Regions from separate parts of the Mus musculus genome. Here region 1 is linked to region 2. The links are chromatin loops, found by intact Hi-C in ENCODE. Cell type or tissue: heart. All regions are shown on one strand. Links, peaks and the distances in the headings refer to the core of each region. The heading gives the core; the rest is flanking DNA. Region 1 has its middle 120 kb from the start of Usp25. Region 2 has its middle 31 kb from the start of Btg3.

Region 1 (8,737 bases), core at 299-8,298, 1.2 Mb before region 2:
TGAAATGAAGGCAACGTTGAAATAAGTTGAGGAGTTGAGGACAGAAGCTTAGAGGTCTAGCCTCAGCACCCAGAGCCTAGAGCAGAAGGACACAGTTACAGCTCAGATAAATGAGGTAAAGAGCTGTACACTCATTTCCTGTAAGGATCCCTTTTTATACTGAAACTGATTCCAAAACTTGTATGCAGGGATTTGTGTATTATCTCTGGGTCTTAAAGTGTGCTTGTGATTGAAATTTTCTGTATAAGTCTATGTGGTTCCCACCCTTGATCTCTAACTGAGAAAATGCCTTACAGCTGTATCTCATGGAGGCATTTCCTCCAGGGAGGCTCCTCTCTCTGTGATAACTCCAGCTTGTGTCAAGTTGGCACACAAACCAGCCAGTATGGTTGTCTATGTATTTGCATTCAGCTCTATGTTTATATTTGTGGCAGAAAGGCTTCTTAGAAATATGTTCCATGATGGCTAAATCATAGAAATCTTTTAGATGGCAGTGTACTAGTAAGATCTTAGAGTACCATGAATTTCTCCACAATCAAAATTGATCCAGAATGATATCTTTAAAAGATGCTATTTTTGATTTGTGTATATCCTGCAAGTACACACATATTCCAGAAGATGGTGTAAGATCCCCTGGAGCTGAAGTTGCAGGCAGTTTTCTGGCAAGTGTGTTATTTCTGCAAGAACAGCATTTATGGTTATCTGCTGAAGCATCTCATCAGCTTCAGGCAAAAAGTCCCTCGAGCTGGGGGTGTGACTCAGTAGAGATGGTGTATGCTTCTGGGAATGAAGCACTGAACTCAATCTGCAGGACTGCAGAGCAGCTACAAAAAGACTCCCTACAGATCAGGAACGCAGAAAGTATGCACTCGACAGAGATATCTGCAAGGTGCAAGAGGACTGTGTCCAGGTAACAAGACTGTGAAAGCTAGAGTTGGCTAAGATCATTATGCTATGTTCCTTGAGATATTCCCAAGTTGTGACTTAGCAGAGTCAATAAACTGATTATAGAAACACAGAGCCCAGAAAGTATGAAAGAGTACAGTGCCAAACTGCAAGCAGCAATGGTGGTTTTGAAAGACTTTGTAAGTCACAGAAGACAAAGGGGCATCAAAGGAAGTAAGTTGCAAAGGAGAAAAATGCATATATGATTTGAAATGCATTAAAATCTCTGAAAATACCTGATCATTAAAAATAAAGTATATGCAATATGTGTATATATATATATATATATATATATATATATATATATATATGCACATGGGCAGCATTTCACCAAATCAGAAATACTCAACCAATGATAATCCTGGAAGATAGTCAACTTCATTAGCAATCAGGGTTCAGTTAGACCAAGGGAGAAACTACAAACACATTAAGACTGACGTCAGGCTTTGTCCCTGCCAGAGGCTGCAGAAGGATGTAACACAGGGTAAACTCACCATATAATGTAGGTGAATGTCTAAAGTAGTGCAACCACTTCGCAACCAAAATATTTCAAGTTGATAGTACATCATTCAGCAGATCCTATGTATCTTCTGTATCCTATATATTGAATATATTTGAGACACACATGCCTCAGTTTATATGTCCGAAGAATTCTTAGAAATAACATTCAAATCTGGGCACAACCTACATCTGTCAGCAGTCAACTGACAAATTGCACCATATGCATGCAGTGGATTATTACATAGAATTAAAAGCATGCTCACTGAAGCCACTTATATCAATGGGAAGAAACCATGAATGAACGCCGCCGCACAATTGTGCACCCAGTAGAGTTTCATGTATTAAATGTTCCAAAACCCAAGTTAAAGCCAAGTTACAAGAAGGCGCTCACAGATGGTTAAACTAAATTAAAAATGGAAGGTGCATAAAGATGGCCAGCCATTTCAGGAAATGGTTCCATTTGAGGGTGATATGTGATTTGAAAGGGATATCTGGAGTCCTTCGGGATTGCTTCCAGTATGGGATTTCATTTTTAAAGTTTATTTTGCACGCTTTCAATGGGCACTGCCAATTTGGGGAGTGGAAAAGAAGGCTCAGCTCTGCGATGCACTAAGCATATTTTCTGTAACTTAATATGATGACACAGAGAAGTGCAGGGCCAGAACTGAGCTCTGAGGGCATTTGAAGGCTGCAGCCCTACACCAAGAATGACAGGCAAACAAGGAATGCTCAGAGTGGGAGAAACAGTCTCCCTCAGAAAAGAACACACCGATTGGTTATCCAATACCAAATTGTAATCCCTGAAAATGTACACACAAGTAACACTATACAGATTGAGCAGTTTGTATTTGGGTGTATATATTATGTATATACATACATGCACGTAATATCTATTAATGAAAAAAAAAGCCAATGGATTTGAAAGCCAGGAGAGGAGGGTTTTTTTAAATATTTTTATTAGGTATTTTCCTCATTTACATTTCCAATGCTATCCCAAAAGTCCCCCATACCCTTCCCTCCCCCCAATCCCCTACCCACCCACTCCCACTTTTTGGCCCTGGCGTTCCCCTGTACTGGGGCATATAAAGTTTGCCTGACCAATGGGCCTCTCTTTCCAGTGATGGCCGACTAGGCCATCTTTTGATACATATGCAGCTAGAGTCAAGAGCTCCAGGGTACTGGTTAGTTCATATTGTTGTTCCACCTATAGGGTTGCAGATCTCTTTAGCTCCTTGGGTACTTTCTCTAGCTGAGAGGAGGGTCTTATGGGTAGGAAAGGAAAGGGAGAGATGATTATATTAACCCCCAAAAGAAAAAGAACAGGCCTATGTTTGAAGGAAACCCACAGAATAGAGTGTCAAATGAAGTAGGTAAGTTCTGATGTTTACTTTAAGGGACAAGTTTTTTGTTTGTTTGTTTGTTTGTATGTTGTTGTTGTTGTTGTTTTTAAAATTAGGAACAGACATCCTTGAGTAAGAGCACTGAGGTGAGAGGTGCTAAGACAACAGAGGCAGGAAGCACGCAGTGGCTTCAGCAGTTCAGGAGGTGTAAGAGAGTTAGTTACAACAGGACTTCGGGCCACACAGCCAGAAGGCAAGACGCCTCAGACGCCAGAGAAAAATGTTAAAACAGTGTCAGTCCATCACTGTACGAGGGAAAAAAGCAAACTTTTCTCAATGTCAGAAGAAAAACCTGGCTGTGTTCTAATTAATAAACACTGCTAAGAGAACTAAAACGCTTTTTTCTCTCCATGAAACAACAGAAGAGAAAACCAAAATAAGGGGGCAGCAAGACCTGTGAGGGGTTTAGTTAATGATGGCAATCTGTTGCTATTTGTCATCTCTGGCTATTTGTCACCATGTATGTTGGCCGTTCCTTAAATTTCTCTATGCTAACTGTTAAAATGCTTCTAGTTTGAGGAAGAGATCTTTAGATAGCTGAGCTGTTTTCTTCTCGCTTCCCAGTAGGTGGTGTTATAATACCGCATTTGAGAACTTAAATAGTAAAATAAAATCGGAAGAGAGAATGCCTATCTTTGCTGAAATGTGTGTGCTTTTATTTTCAAAAGTCGTTCTGTTTTTATGTTGTGAAATCCATGAGCATTTTCATTCCATGTGTATTTATTTAATTTACATTCCAATCATATTTATATATATTTGTGTGTATTTTTGTTCCTTTATTCTCAAGAGTTATAAAAAAAATGAGTTACTTAGTTAATAGAACAAGATGAGCAAGAGAGTTAACAGAGACAATTTTCCATGATCCTTTTGTACCCATGCCTCTTAGCTGTAGCTGAAAAGATACTGTGCCTGTCCTGGAAATAAAACAGGAGAATCGAACCTGCCGTTCTTACTAGCATCACTTCTATTTTGCTTGCAGAATGCTTTTCATTTGTGGCTTTGTTTTTCAACTGTCTTCAGAAAAAAAATGGTTGACCATGCTGCAATGCCACTCTTTGTAATTCAGCTGAATATAGATATAAAATTCGACCTAATATTGCCGAAGCCCATTTGATTCCATTTGGCAATCCATTGCTTGGACTCACGTAGCTGTTCTCACAATCTCTGTCCAAGGATGGCTCCCAATACTTCATGAGACATCCCAGTGTTTTAGCATCCCCAGGACTGTAATATACAACCTTTCATGGTAAGATCAGTGCCTTAGTATACTTTTGTGGCCTGAACATAGGCTTGTCTTCAACTCAGCAAACACGTATAGTAAATATTGAATAAATGTGATACAATTTAAATAATTATCTTCTTATACTACAGACATGAAGTAGCTGCCTTGGGAGAGCTATTGTTAGTTAATTTAGTGCTTGTGACCAGTCAGGAATCCAGAACCAGAAAGGGCATGCTCTCTGTCTATGCATTGATCTTTAGTGGGACACTGTACGTTCTTGTGGCAAAATTATATTTCCCTTATGGATAAGCTCAGCAGGGAAGTAAAAGCCCTGTTCCCTTTGTATTTTTTCCTCTGATAACTAAAAATTAAGCTGGGATAACACTAAATAAAAGTTATGTCTATTTTAAAATTGCTGAGACATCTTACCAAACTTGAGCAGATGTTGAACATGTCTGTCCTTGAGAAAGACAGAGAAAGTCAGCAGTGCGACAGACAGAGTGCAGGAAGATTGCAGTGTCCTAGGAACATTGTCCCTTTATTGCATCAGTGAATAAAGTCACCATTTTCTTAAGACAGTCTGCACTTTATTCTAAATTCTGGCGTTCTCTGATATATAAAAATATCAACACTCCTTTTTAAAATTCTTTCTTTTATTTATTGAGATTATAAAATAGTATCATTTCTCCATCCTTTTCCTCCATACAGACCCATCTCTCCCTAGTACTTCTCTCCCCCTCCCACTTCTCTTTCAAATACCTGGCCTCTTTTCATTAATTGTTGATACATGCATACATATATACATACATACATATGTATATACACACACACACACATATATGTGATCCTAAATACATAAACACAAATATCTCAGGCTATGAAATGTTACTTTATGTATGTTTTGGGGGTTCTCCATTTGTTATTTAAAAAACAGTTGGTATACCCTTCCCTGGGCTATTTCTCCTGCTCTCAACATTCATTAGCAGATGGTGGGGGCTTGTGTAGTGCTGAAAGATCCTGGGCTTTCTCTCTGCATGATACCAAATCTTTCGTAACTCTCTTTATAACACCTCAAAGCTAAAATCCATTGTCCCTGGTTATTTCATTAATTGTACTACATCTGACTGATTTTGAGGACTTACCCTGAGTACCTACAAGGTACTGATTATGAAAAAAAAAATCAGTTGTTTGAAAGAACCAAGATTGTGATTATTTGCACAAAACCACAAAACCCCAATCACTCAGATAGTGAGTTATCAAGTTTTTGAGTGTATAAAGTGGTTAAAGGATAGAACCAGACATCAGGACCTCCTCTCCTCTTATGCTGGAAAAGGGGGTGGGGTGGGTCATTTAGTAGAAGGTGGCACATCGCTGTGTCTGATAGTTTTGGTATGATGGTGTACTGGCTGGTTTTATGTGTCAACTTGACACAAGCTGGAGTTATCACAGAGAAAGGAGCCTCCCTTGAGGAAATGCCTCCGTGAGATCCAGCTGTAAGGCATTTTCTCAATTAGTGATCAAGTGTGGGAGGGCTCATTATAGGTGGTGTCATCCCTTGGCTGGTAGTCTTGGGTTCTATAAGAAAGCGAGCTGAGCAAGCCAGGGGAAGTAATCCAGTAAGCAGCATTCCTCCAAGGCCTCCAAATTCCTCCTGCATCAGCTCCTGCCTCCAAATTCCTGCCCTGCCCTGCGTGAGTTCCTGTCCTGACTTCCTTTGGTGATGAACAGCAGTGTGGAAGTGTAAGCTGAATAAACCCTTTTGTCCTCAACTTGCTTCCTGGTCATGATGTTTTGTGCAAGAATACAAACCTTAAGACAGATGGCAACAGTGTAAATAGTAGTCTTTCATGAAAAACTAAGAAGAATGTTAGTCAAAATGGGTCTTTTTGGTCTTTGGGGGAGGTTGTGCATTCCTTTTTTAAAACATACATACCCAAAATATACTGTCTATGTGTATTCTATATTCTACTTAGACACTTCATGGTATTTACAGAATGATAGTTTGAGGCAAATGGTTTGTGTATTGGAAAGTTGCTGATATTGGGGGAACTTCAGATCTGCTTTAACAATATCTTGACACCCATTATATAAATTAACTCTTCCTTTGTATGTTATTTGGTGAGACAAGGAATCCATGAATCTGTGCTCTCTCCTAAAGGGTTGGCCATATGATCTGAGCTGAAGAAATTGGGCTAACCCTCTGAGGATAACAGAGTTTGAGTGGAAGGAGGAACGGACGGAGGAATGTTCCCAGAAGTCCTCTGTTTCCTGCAGTTCATTTACAGAGTAGCCCAGCAGTGCCTGCTCCCTGGATCTCCAGAGAAGATCTTCTTGGGGCTCTCCTGAGCCTCGTTCTCTACATCTCCTGCCAACTCCATAAGAACTGCATATATTTCCATGTGTGTCTATGTTGGACAGCCTATATATCTACTGCCTTCAAGTAAGTAATCATAAATCTCAGACGTTATGAAAGTAAGCTCTAAAATTTTGAATGAATTCTGTATCAGGTAAGAGAAAGAGCAGACATTTGTATGGAGATGGTATGAAAGAATTAATTTTAAATATGTGAGCATGGTCCTTAATAACAATATAATCAGAATTCTGTTGACCTCTATAGTTGAAATGATGTGGAATGACTTTCCACTCTAGCAACTTCTAATGTAGAGAAACTTACTTCTTAAAGATACACAGTTATTTGACAGGTTAGGGATGTATCCCAGTGGCAGAGAACCAGCTGGCTTATGCAGAAGCCTGGGTCTAATTTCCCAACTGAAGAAGTTGATGCCGTTAACTTAGTATTTTTAATAATCTATGTCTGTGTAAACATTATAGCATTTTTTTCACTAAGTTAAATTGCTTTCAAAAGGAGACACATTTATTAGTTTAGTAATATATTATACATTTTATTATATATAATATATACATAATATATATTGAGTGGCACATTTGCATTATTAACTAAGCAGACACTTAAAATAATGTCTGCCTAAAAGCTGTGGGACAACATTTTTTTTTGTTTAAATTTGTTTTTATCAGGCACTAAATTTTAAGAAAATGTGCTATATATTTATAGACACACATGTCATTCCATATAATACTTATGACACATGTATCCATGGTATGTTTTAACTTTTCCATCAGCATAAATGTGAATTGTCTCAACTCTCTATGGTAATAACCCTTTGTGGAAGATGGGGAGGAAGGACTGGAGGAGCCAGAGGGATCAAGGACACTACAAGAAGTGGTTAGGACTCAGAGGCTCACAGAGATCAGGAAGCATGCAGGGGTCCGACCTAGCTTCTCTGCATATACAATATGGTTGTATAGCTCAGTGTTCTTGTGGGACACCTAATAGTTAGAGCAGTGCCTGTCTCTGACTCTTTTGATTGCCTTTTGGACCCCTTTTCTCTCCTGCTGGGTAGTCTCATCCAGCTTGTATGTAAGAATATGTGCCTGGTCTTATTGTAGTTTGTTATGTTATATTTGGTTGCTTGATGTCCTTTAGAAGGCCTGAGGAGAGGTGAAGAGGGAGGCAGTTGGATTCAGGGTATAGGGGATGTGGGGGGAGGAGATTGAGGGAGGGTAAACTGCAGTGGTGATGTAATATATGAAAGAAGAATAAATTAAAAGTCAAAAAAATCAAAATGCTTTTTAAAACTTCCTTTTGCTCTGTCCAGCTTTCTGGAGTGCACAGCTCGGTGTAGCTGTGTGCACGCATCACTAGTGCTTCCTGTTTCTCTGTGACTCTAAAGGACGGCCTATTGGTTAACCTTTGCCCATCCCTCCTTCTTCCCTATTTTTTCCCATCCCGGTTACCACAACTCTAATCTCAACTTCCATGAGAAGAGACCGCAAGTTTTGAAAGGAATGTTTTATAATTTGGACATTATTATAGTTTATAAGTAATGTTTTAAATGATAAGATTTATACTTGCTGGAGTTATGGTGGTTTGAAAGCATACATTATTCAAGAACCAATCAATAGAAAGGGGCCATTAACATAATTTAAAAGAGAGAGTTAAGTATACGCTGTTAAGTATAGTCTATACACATTACCCACCAATGGAGAAAAGAGTTCTAAACGATCCCGAATCATAGATGGAGTGAATAGCCATTATCTCTAAGACTAAGGCAGAGCAGCTGAGGATAGAATAATCCGATACTCCTTCCTGCTGTTGGAGTACCACAGCCGTGGCCTGTTAGGACCATAGTCTATTCAGTGGGGGAGAAGTTCGCCCTGACACATTGCCAGGAGAAATTGCTAGGTGGCTACTTTCTATGGTGTCTCGGAACTGTTTCCAGGAAGTGTTACTTTGTATAATTCTCTGGGAAGGTGGCTAAGGGGCTGAAGTGTTAGGAAGAAGTTTCTAAAATACCAGTGATGTTGCCCCTAAGAAACCCTGTCATGCAGCAGAACTCAAGGGTGGGTTCCTCCTGTAGTCCAAGATGCTGTGCACTGCCTCACCAAGCAGGGAGAAAACCTCTTCCCCCCTAGATTGACCTCTAGAGCGACCTCTTCACAACACTTAGCAATATACCATTTGTCAAGGGAAAGCTATTTGCAAGGTTCATCTCCAGTGTCAAAAGCAGGGCAGGGGAGGGTGGGGTGAGATCTGTTAGGCAGTCAATTTACAACTGGCAAAGGCAAGTGAGATTACTTTCCCTATAAA
Region 2 (8,737 bases), core at 535-8,534:
AGAAGGTGGATCAGGTCCCCTTGAGAAACAATGGCTCACAGAGTATAAGATTTCCTACTCGGGTCAAGATGATGAACACAGCACATGAAAGAAGCTGTGTTGGAATGCTGGGGATTACTGCTTGCTTCACTTAACTGTTATTTCATGAGCTTAGACTGGTGGCAGTTCCCCTACCTCATGAAGTGTTGGAAGGTCTTAGAGAATTGGCATGATGACAATTTTTATTCGTGTTCATCTTTGATATCCGAGATGCTCCTAATGATACATGGAATATCACACCTGTATGTTAAAGTTCTCATTACAATGAAATGTCAGGTGAAAATATGGTGCAAACTTGAATGCCTTTAACACAGACCACATTTTAACCTTACTAACTCTAAAGACCAGATGATAGCTTGGCTCGCCAAGTAAACAGTGCAGCATGTTAAGTAACTTATTACTAAATTAAAGTGGTCTAATAAGTTTCTAAGCCATAAATGAATATAACTTCAAAATGCAGTAATGGCAACAGAGGACAGGCTGGCCCCAAAAACCAAGCTCAGGGCTTCAAGGTTTCCTGCTGGTGGCTCTGAGGTAGGAGCCAAGTTACTAAAATGACTTTTCACTGTTGTGAAGTCTTACATAGAAAAGAGAACAGCAAGGAAGTCCTGGTGAGGCTTAAGTAACAAAGACTTGATGTCTCCAAGTTCTGAGGCCAGAGGGCCAGTCAAGGCAGAGACAGGGATTCCTCTCTCTAGGAGCTGCGAGGTGGACTGTTCCAAGCATCTGTTATGGCTTTTCCATGGGTCTTTTCTCCCTGATTCCTTCACACTGTTTTTCCTCTATAAATACCTGTCTCTGTCCATATTTCCTCTTTGAGGACCTCGGTCATACTGCACTTATACCCAACAGAGACCTCATCTGACATAACTATAATATCTATAGTCAGAGTAGCTCCCAACTAATGCAATAAGGATTACGTTTCCACATAAGAATTTGGGGTGGTGGGGACAGCTCAACTCATAGCAGCAATGGGTGCAAACTCCAAAGGCAGGCCCTAACCAGTCAAAATTTATATGGAATATCTGCAGAGGGTTTCAAGACAGGGCCAACTCTGTAGATCAGGATGGTTTCAAACTCCAATCTGCTCCCCTCTGCCTCCCAAGTTCTGGGATTAAAGGCATGCACCAGTGCCCACCATTACTTTACAATGACTTCTTATCAACAAAAGTGACACACCCACTTGCCTTGTCCTTTCTCCAGTCTCCTATCTTTCAAAAACAAAATGGGATGGTGATGCTGTTTAAGCTCGCACTTGCCAAGTGGAAGCAGATGAGCTGCCCACCAGTTTGTCTTCGTGACTCTTGCTGAGAAGATGCAAGGACTTGCAGAGACACAGAACTAAATGGTGTGTCTTTTTAAGTTAATAACTGGATCTGAATAGCTTTCTTTAGTTTTGGGTTTTGTTTTGTCTTAATTGTGTTTCAGACAGTAATAATGAAGGCGATCCAGTGCGAGACACGAGACAAACCCTCACCAGTGTGTTTCTATTCCCAGTTCCTCTCCAAAAAGCTGCACATCAAATTCTGTTAGTTTGTGAATAGGTTATTCAGAGAGCAAAAGGAGAAATCAGTATGATCAGTGTCATGTCTTGTTTCAGGGATTTCCTATACGTACACAAGGTTGCTAATTTATGTGTTTTAAAGCACATCCTATTTATTTTTAAAAGTTAGTACTGTCAGGATTGGTCACAAGGGAGAAAGTATTAGATTTTAGGTTGAAGCAACTTAGTGGAAAACTGAAGTGGGACAGAAAACTGAACACTTCATATTTGACTTGTGTTGAGAACAGCTCTATTATAGGCATAAAGGACATGAAGGTTTTCTTTAATACAGGCAAAATATTAACTGGCAACTGAGTTACACACCTGGAACAAAACAATCATTACTGTAGGCAAAAAGTGCGAAGAAGCAAGATGGTAGCCCACAGTGCACGTAACCATGGCAGACAATTTATAGAGAGGGGAAAGAGAGCAGTTACAAGCCTTGCCATGTAAATGTCGTAAATGAGGCCACGGAACTGTGTTTTGAACATGAGAGGAAGGAATTTCCTTGACCAGGGAGCTGGCAATGCTGACATGCCTGTTTTTCTGGAGCATGCGAGTGCTGGATTGGACATCAAAGGTTGGGACTTAGGAGGTGTGTGTGTTAGTGCTCATACTTCCGTGTAGATGAAGATGGGAGACCAAACCCTATAGGGAAACAGGGAAATGAGCTGTGTGTTCAGATGTCTGAGCTGGGATTTAGGATTCAGTGCTGTCAGGCCGTGCAAAAGAGGGAAGAAAAACAAAAACAGATGTCGCGGTTTACATCAGAAAGTTCAATCGAGCAGATTCTCAGTGGTCTTAGTTGTGGATAATTCACAGCTGCTCTCATTTTAGTGCTAGTAAGCCACTGCCAAGTACATTTCTAACAATATCTCTCAGTGTATATAGAGTTTCTTCAAGTTGCTGGAACTTCTACACAGAACAGTTCTATGGAATCAGCACAGACTAAGTGAACGAAAGAATGAATTATTTTGCCCTTTAAGAGAAAATGACGAAGTGGCATATTAGGTTAGCTATTCCTACATGAATTTGGCCACCGGCAGTGTGTTCTTTTAATGTTAAGTAGGGCAGTTTCCCTCTCACAGTCCCAGAACTGTCAGCAGTCAGAACATTTCCAGGGACAGTAGGACTGAGGAATGGAGACCGGTAACTGTTAACACGTAGTCTTGTAAAGTTGACACTCTTCTACAGAGCACCAGGCTTTTAACAAAAGTTGAGTGCTTCTATGTGTTCACGGAAACCACGCAAATCAAGATTAAAGTTCTCCAAAATGTAAAATGGGTCGTCCCTGTCAACTAAAATGTTCTGATATGTTCACAGCACTTCAGTATGTAATTTATGAGTTTGAAATTTCTTACGATGTTATAAGCAAACAAGAAGCCACAGTTAAGTAAAAAAAAGTTAAGTAGCAATTCAGACTGTACAAGGGAATGCCAATAGACAAAATATATTAAAAAAAAAAAGAAAACAGATGTCTGTGGCAGTGGCAGGAATGACATCAGACTCAGATAGTTTTGAGGTGGTAATTTATGGAATCTTTTCAACACACATTATTAACTTTGTACATCTTGTACTTTAGTCCTGAAGTAACACTTGAAATCTGTCAGGATGTCCAAGCCACCAATGATTTGTTCAATGCTGACAGTTGAAAATTGACTCCACAACCCTTGACATCAGGAACAGCCTATTTAAATGACTGATCACTAAAATGTTGACAGACTAAGATAGAAATACAGCCCTTTTACAGTTTGCTCAGAGATATGGCTTATGAAGCCTTAGCATTGTCTCAGCTCTCTTAAGGAGTTCCTTTTGAATTCTTTGAGGCCGTGAAGTTTCCTGCAGTGGAGCAGAAATGCAGGTCTACTCAGTTTCTCATCTCACAGAATGGGTTTTGTTTACTGTCTTTCGTCTTACCACGACCGCATGGCAGCATAAAGCTAGCCACCTAAGGGAGGGAAGTTTGTCCTGCAGGATGCTACGGTCGTCCTATAGTCATCTGGGCACTGTTTGCAAACCAGGATGGCTCTTGCTATACGTGCACATTTCACTACTGGAGACTTGCCAATTTGGAAGTTACAAGTCAGGGAACATGTTTGGGAAGAAAATTTGGTAAGAATTGGTATTTCAGAAGAGGTTGTTTTAAAGCCAGATATAGGTAAATTATTATTAAAACCACACTACCAGAAATATTACTATATATATTATTTGATTCATCATCATATACATACAGAAATAAAGGCAAGGTCCAGTAAGGTTTTGGGTTTTTTGTTTTTTTTTCCCTTTCCACTTCACAAGGCCTTATAAAACAAAACACATCTCCTGATCATTGGTCTACTGTTTTTCTAGAAACCTTGCTTTCTTGCCATTGAGGAAAACTAATAGGAGGGTAGTTAGTGGGGGACCCTCTTGAAACCATTACCAGTCTCTCTTGGCAACAGCAGCCAGGAAGGTCACTCTCCCCGTTAGCTGCTTGAAACTATTTTCAATAGGTGCTCTAGATCCCTGTCTTGATGCTAGTGGTGGTCCCAGTGTAGTATGTGCTTGACAAGAGCTAAGTATTGTTTGGAGTGAACTCTTTCAGATACTTGCTGTGATTCAAGATTTCAAGTAACTGGTATACATTGGTTTTATCAAATATGAGATAATAGAAAAAATAAAAAACTGATTCTGGGGCTGGGAGGATGTATATAGTTTGGAACAGTTGCTCAATACACACAATACATTCTAGGCAAGCCCTGTACCTGAGTGACATCCCCAACCAGAGAGATTTTGTACAGCCCCTAACTTGGCTATATTTGTTTTCCTAGCTGTACGCTGATCGCATACAGGGCACAAAAAATTAGAAAAAAATTTTTTGAGAAAGGTCTTCATTCTATAACCTAGGTTGGCCTGGAACCCACTACGTAGCCCAGGCTGGCTTCAAACTTGGGTAGATCCTCCTGCCTCAGGGTCTTGAGTTGGGATGACAAGTATAAGCTACCATACCAGTTTAAACACATTAAAGACTGCTCCCAGGCTGGAGCTCTAGGGCAAAGGCTGATGGTCCCCAGCCTCCTTCAGCCCCATCACCTTACTTTCACTGCCGTGGAGACGAGTCTGGTTATTGCTCTATACCACATACACGCAATGTTTCCAGTTTCATGAATGACCACGTTTGCCTGTGTTGTATACTTACAAGTTCGCAGTCAGGGGATTATTTTGTACATTTCAGGCCCCTGGAGTGATTACTCCCCGTCACCATCAGCACTATAAATTATATAGTGACATACTTGACGGGACATTTAAGAGATCTGCAGCCTACTGTCAAATGACAAAGACTCATTAACCCAATAAGGAACATACATATTAACTGTGAGACTGAAAACACCTTTTCCATATGCTAATCTAAGAGCGGTGCCGAGAAGGAAACGTGGCGTCCTCCCTCCTCTAACATTTCAGCAGAGGCTGTATCTGCCACAGGGGTGAAGTACTTACCACTTCTATGACATAAAAACATAGTAATAAAGAAATGTTAATTGTATACAACTATGAACACTTAACAATTTCTACCACTATAGCTATACCTCTTAACATTTCACATCAAGGGGTCAGTACTTGGAATCCAACCTTTAGCTCTGACAATAAAAAGATTATGATGCCCTCTTGTGGACAATGACTTTTAGAGGGGTTTTATTTTTCATTAAAATTTAACTTATATTTCATTAAAATCTAGCCTAACAGATCTACTAGAAACAACACCTCATTGTTTCCTTTAAAAAGTAAATAAGTAAAAAATATCACATAGTATTATTAACAGTGCAAGACAATGTGTAAACTTTTGTTCCTCAGCTCTTAAAAGCTTGCATTCTAGAGTTACAGTGCCCGAGTTCAAAGTTCTCTAGTTACAGTACCAGGCAGTTTAATACTCAGTATTCTCTCTGTAAGGCACACAGTATCAGGACACACACACACACACACACACACACACACACACACACACACACACACACAGGGTTGTGGTGGAACAGAAAGTACAGTACTTAATTCCCAAGAGGCTAGGTGCAATTCATTATGTGTATACATATACACGAACTACCACTGCATAAGCCTGAAGATTAGGTTTTTTGTTTTGTTTTGTTGTTTTGTGAGATAAAGCCTAGCCATACAGTGTATGCTGGCTGGCCTTGAACTTGTAATCTTCCTGCCTCGGGCACCCAAGTGCTGAGACTTTCATGCGTATGCCACCCTGGGCAGGTACTGAGCAGGTCCTATCATCAGTCCTGACCTCATGGAAAGAAACACACTGAGTGTTAATGCTTGCCCGGTACCACAGCATCTTACAGCTCTCATTTCACAATGAGCAAGGTCTAAGCCAGGCCTGGTGGCTCCTACCCATAATCCCAATCCCTCGGAGGTAGAGACAGGGGAAGGGGGAGTTCAAGGCCCTTCTCAGCTCTATGGCGAGTATGAGGACTGTGTGCCTCACAGACCTTGTGTCAAGAACAAGCAAACGAACCCTCTATGCCACATTCCATTCTCATGACATTCCGCACGTTATCGCAGCCCTGTCACAGACCAGGACGTTCTCTGTAAGGCAGACTCAGGTCACTCTTTTACTGGCTTTATGCTCTTGCACTACACGGGGGCGTTATAATCCTTCACTATTGCAAAGGTTTCGACAAAGCATTTTGTATATCAAGTATGTATTTCTTGTGTATGTCCACAGGCTATTTCTCATCTTGTATTAGCTAAAAATAAACGAATTGACCTTAAAATGCTTTTTTAGATGCTTTTACTCCCCCAGGAAAAAGGTTGTGAAGTCAGGGCTTCCAGTTCAGTGTTCTATGGGATTCCTGAGTGTGTGAGAAAGTGGGTCTCCGATTCTTGTTTTCTCTCTTGGGCTCTTTCTTTCTATTTGTTTATTGTGTTAGTTTTTATCATAGCATATCATAATATCCCTTTAAAATAAATTTTTTTTTAAAAAGCCATTAAAAAAAGGTTATGGAGTATGAACGTTTAGCAGAAAAATCCAAAGAAGCAGAATAGAATTGTCTGTATTTAGCCCCTTTCTCCTTCTTCTGAATATACTGTCAAAATAGTGTTTTACTCATACAACACACAGCATTTTAGATAGGATACTTTCATGTTTCCACCTATAATATTTTGTTATTATTACTTTATCCATTCTTTTTTTCATAGCCACATAGCATTTTTCATACTACCTTGTATAGATGGTTTAAATTTTATTTAGTTGCTCATTTGTTATGGCTATTTTTTTTTGTCACCCAAAAATATACTAAACACTTTTACATAGATGATAGCCCCATCCAAGTACTTCTGTAGATAAATTTCTTGAAGTAGTTGCTAGGTGAAAACATACACACCTTAAAAGTCTAACTGCCTTTCAAAAGGCTGTATTCCTTTAAACCTCTATTTCGACATGTTCTAAACAAGGGACATTACCATTAAATGATAGGTTTTCTAACTGATACATCTCAAAGGTTGGGATATGCCAATACACAATAATGGGGATTATCACTCCTGCCTCGTGGGTTAAGCAAATAATCTTGCCCAGCATCTGCAGTCTTTCAACCATTACTAGTGAAGCTGATAAATGTTTGTACTGGCCTCAGCACTATAAAGGCGACCGACACACCAGACAGCTAATGCAGCAGAGATGCTGTCCCCACATCTCACTGATGTATGCTGTCAGCCCTGCTGATGTGTGTAGATCATAACGGTGTTTTCAAGCCCTATGAAATTCCTAAGTTCCTATGACTATTTCTAACCTTTATGAACGTTCTTTCTGTAGCTACTCCATTTTGAGGGTAGAAACAATGCAATAAACATCAAGCCAGAGCAGTAAGAGTGGCAATACCCTTACAAGTCCACATGCTTTTGATAACTATTAAATAATTGTTTTAGTCCTTACGTTAAAGGTGGGTGGCCTTCTGCTATAGACTTGGAAGCAGGTGACCATTTCTGCAATGTTTAGAGTGTACACATTTTACATAGGAATTGCAGCTTTCCCTCATTTGCCTTGGATAACAGACGTCCAGTGAATGCCCCAGGCGGCATGTATAATACAGGGGCAATACTGTGTTTCCCAGGGAGCGTCCTAGGTACTGCCTCACTAACCAGAATCTAATGCCAGAGAAAATGTGGGGAAACTTGGCCAAAGTAATTGGTAACATTGTGTCCTAGGTTAAATAACCAAAAAAAAAAATGATAATAAAAAAACAGCAGAATGCCCGACTTGGGCATTGCTATATTATTTCTCTTACCTGGATCTTCTTGGCCAGTTCCTGTCTTGTCCATTAGGCCATACTGCTACTGAAATTCAATTTACAGTTCAAATAAATGAAATCATTGTCTAAGGTTTTGGGGTTTTGTTTGTTTTGTTTTGTTTTGTTTTCTTGAGACAGGGTTTCTCTGTATAGCCCTGGCTGTCCTGGAACTCACTTTGTAGACCAAGCTGGCCTCGAACTCAGAACTCCGCCTGCCTCTGACTCCCGAGTGCTGGGATTAAGGCGTGTGCCACCATGCCCGGCAACCTAAGGTTTTAGTGTTCCTTTTCAGACATAACTGAATAGTCTGTAACAAGGAAGTAAGATTAATGGCCAATATAGACATTTAATTCATTTTCACTTAACATAAATCTCTGCCTAAGTTTCCTTCTGTCAAGTCTTGACCTACCCTCACAAGCTCCAGTAGTTGGTAGGCTTTGCATAGGTACCAAACAGGATGTGGTGTTGAGGCCACAGAGCACAGGCTTTTAAGTTGAGGCTTAAGTTAGCTTGCTGTCACCTTGGACATCTTTTGCTTCCCTCAGAGCCCTTATTCAATTGAATAAACATGGCACAAATCATGAGATGACTATGAGGGTCAAATTATCACAAAACTGACAGCTTTGAAGTCAACTTAAATCATTTATCTTGGCTGAACGTTACACTGTACTATAGTCAAAATGTTTTGCGAGTCGCCATCTTGGTTCCGGGACTCAGCAGAACTTAGGAAATTAGTCTGAACAGGTTAGAGGGTGCGCCAGAGAACCTGACAGCTTCTGGGACGGGCAGAAGCACAGAGCCGCTGAGGCAGCAGCCTGGGCGGGCCGCAGACAACCGGCCACCATCCGGACCAGAGGACAGGTGTCCGCCTGGCTTGGGAGGCGAC

Evidence for each region. Peaks named below come from ENCODE experiments on the same cell type or tissue, not always from the same donor. Only the 100,000 strongest peaks of a DNase experiment are listed, where the experiment ranks them.
Region 1: a loop joins it to region 2, with 3 times the contacts of the local background. A loop is called at or near these places in 7 of 42 quality-filtered maps.

Annotation. Positions count from the first base shown.
Region 1 is chr16:77,125,472-77,134,208 of GRCm38, forward strand. No RefSeq gene overlaps it. Among named protein-coding and RNA genes, the nearest start is that of Usp25, 120 kb to the left of the region's middle. In heart, for the core only: CTCF peaks have their summits at 638 and 3,405 (motif pointing right); no DNase peak of the experiment used is centred there.
Region 2 is chr16:78,341,655-78,350,391 of GRCm38, forward strand. It overlaps a transcript of Cxadr not described here. Among named protein-coding and RNA genes, the nearest start is that of Btg3, 31 kb to the right of the region's middle. In heart, for the core only: a CTCF peak has its summit at 5,228 (motif pointing left); no DNase peak of the experiment used is centred there; H3K27ac peaks cover 1,012 bases.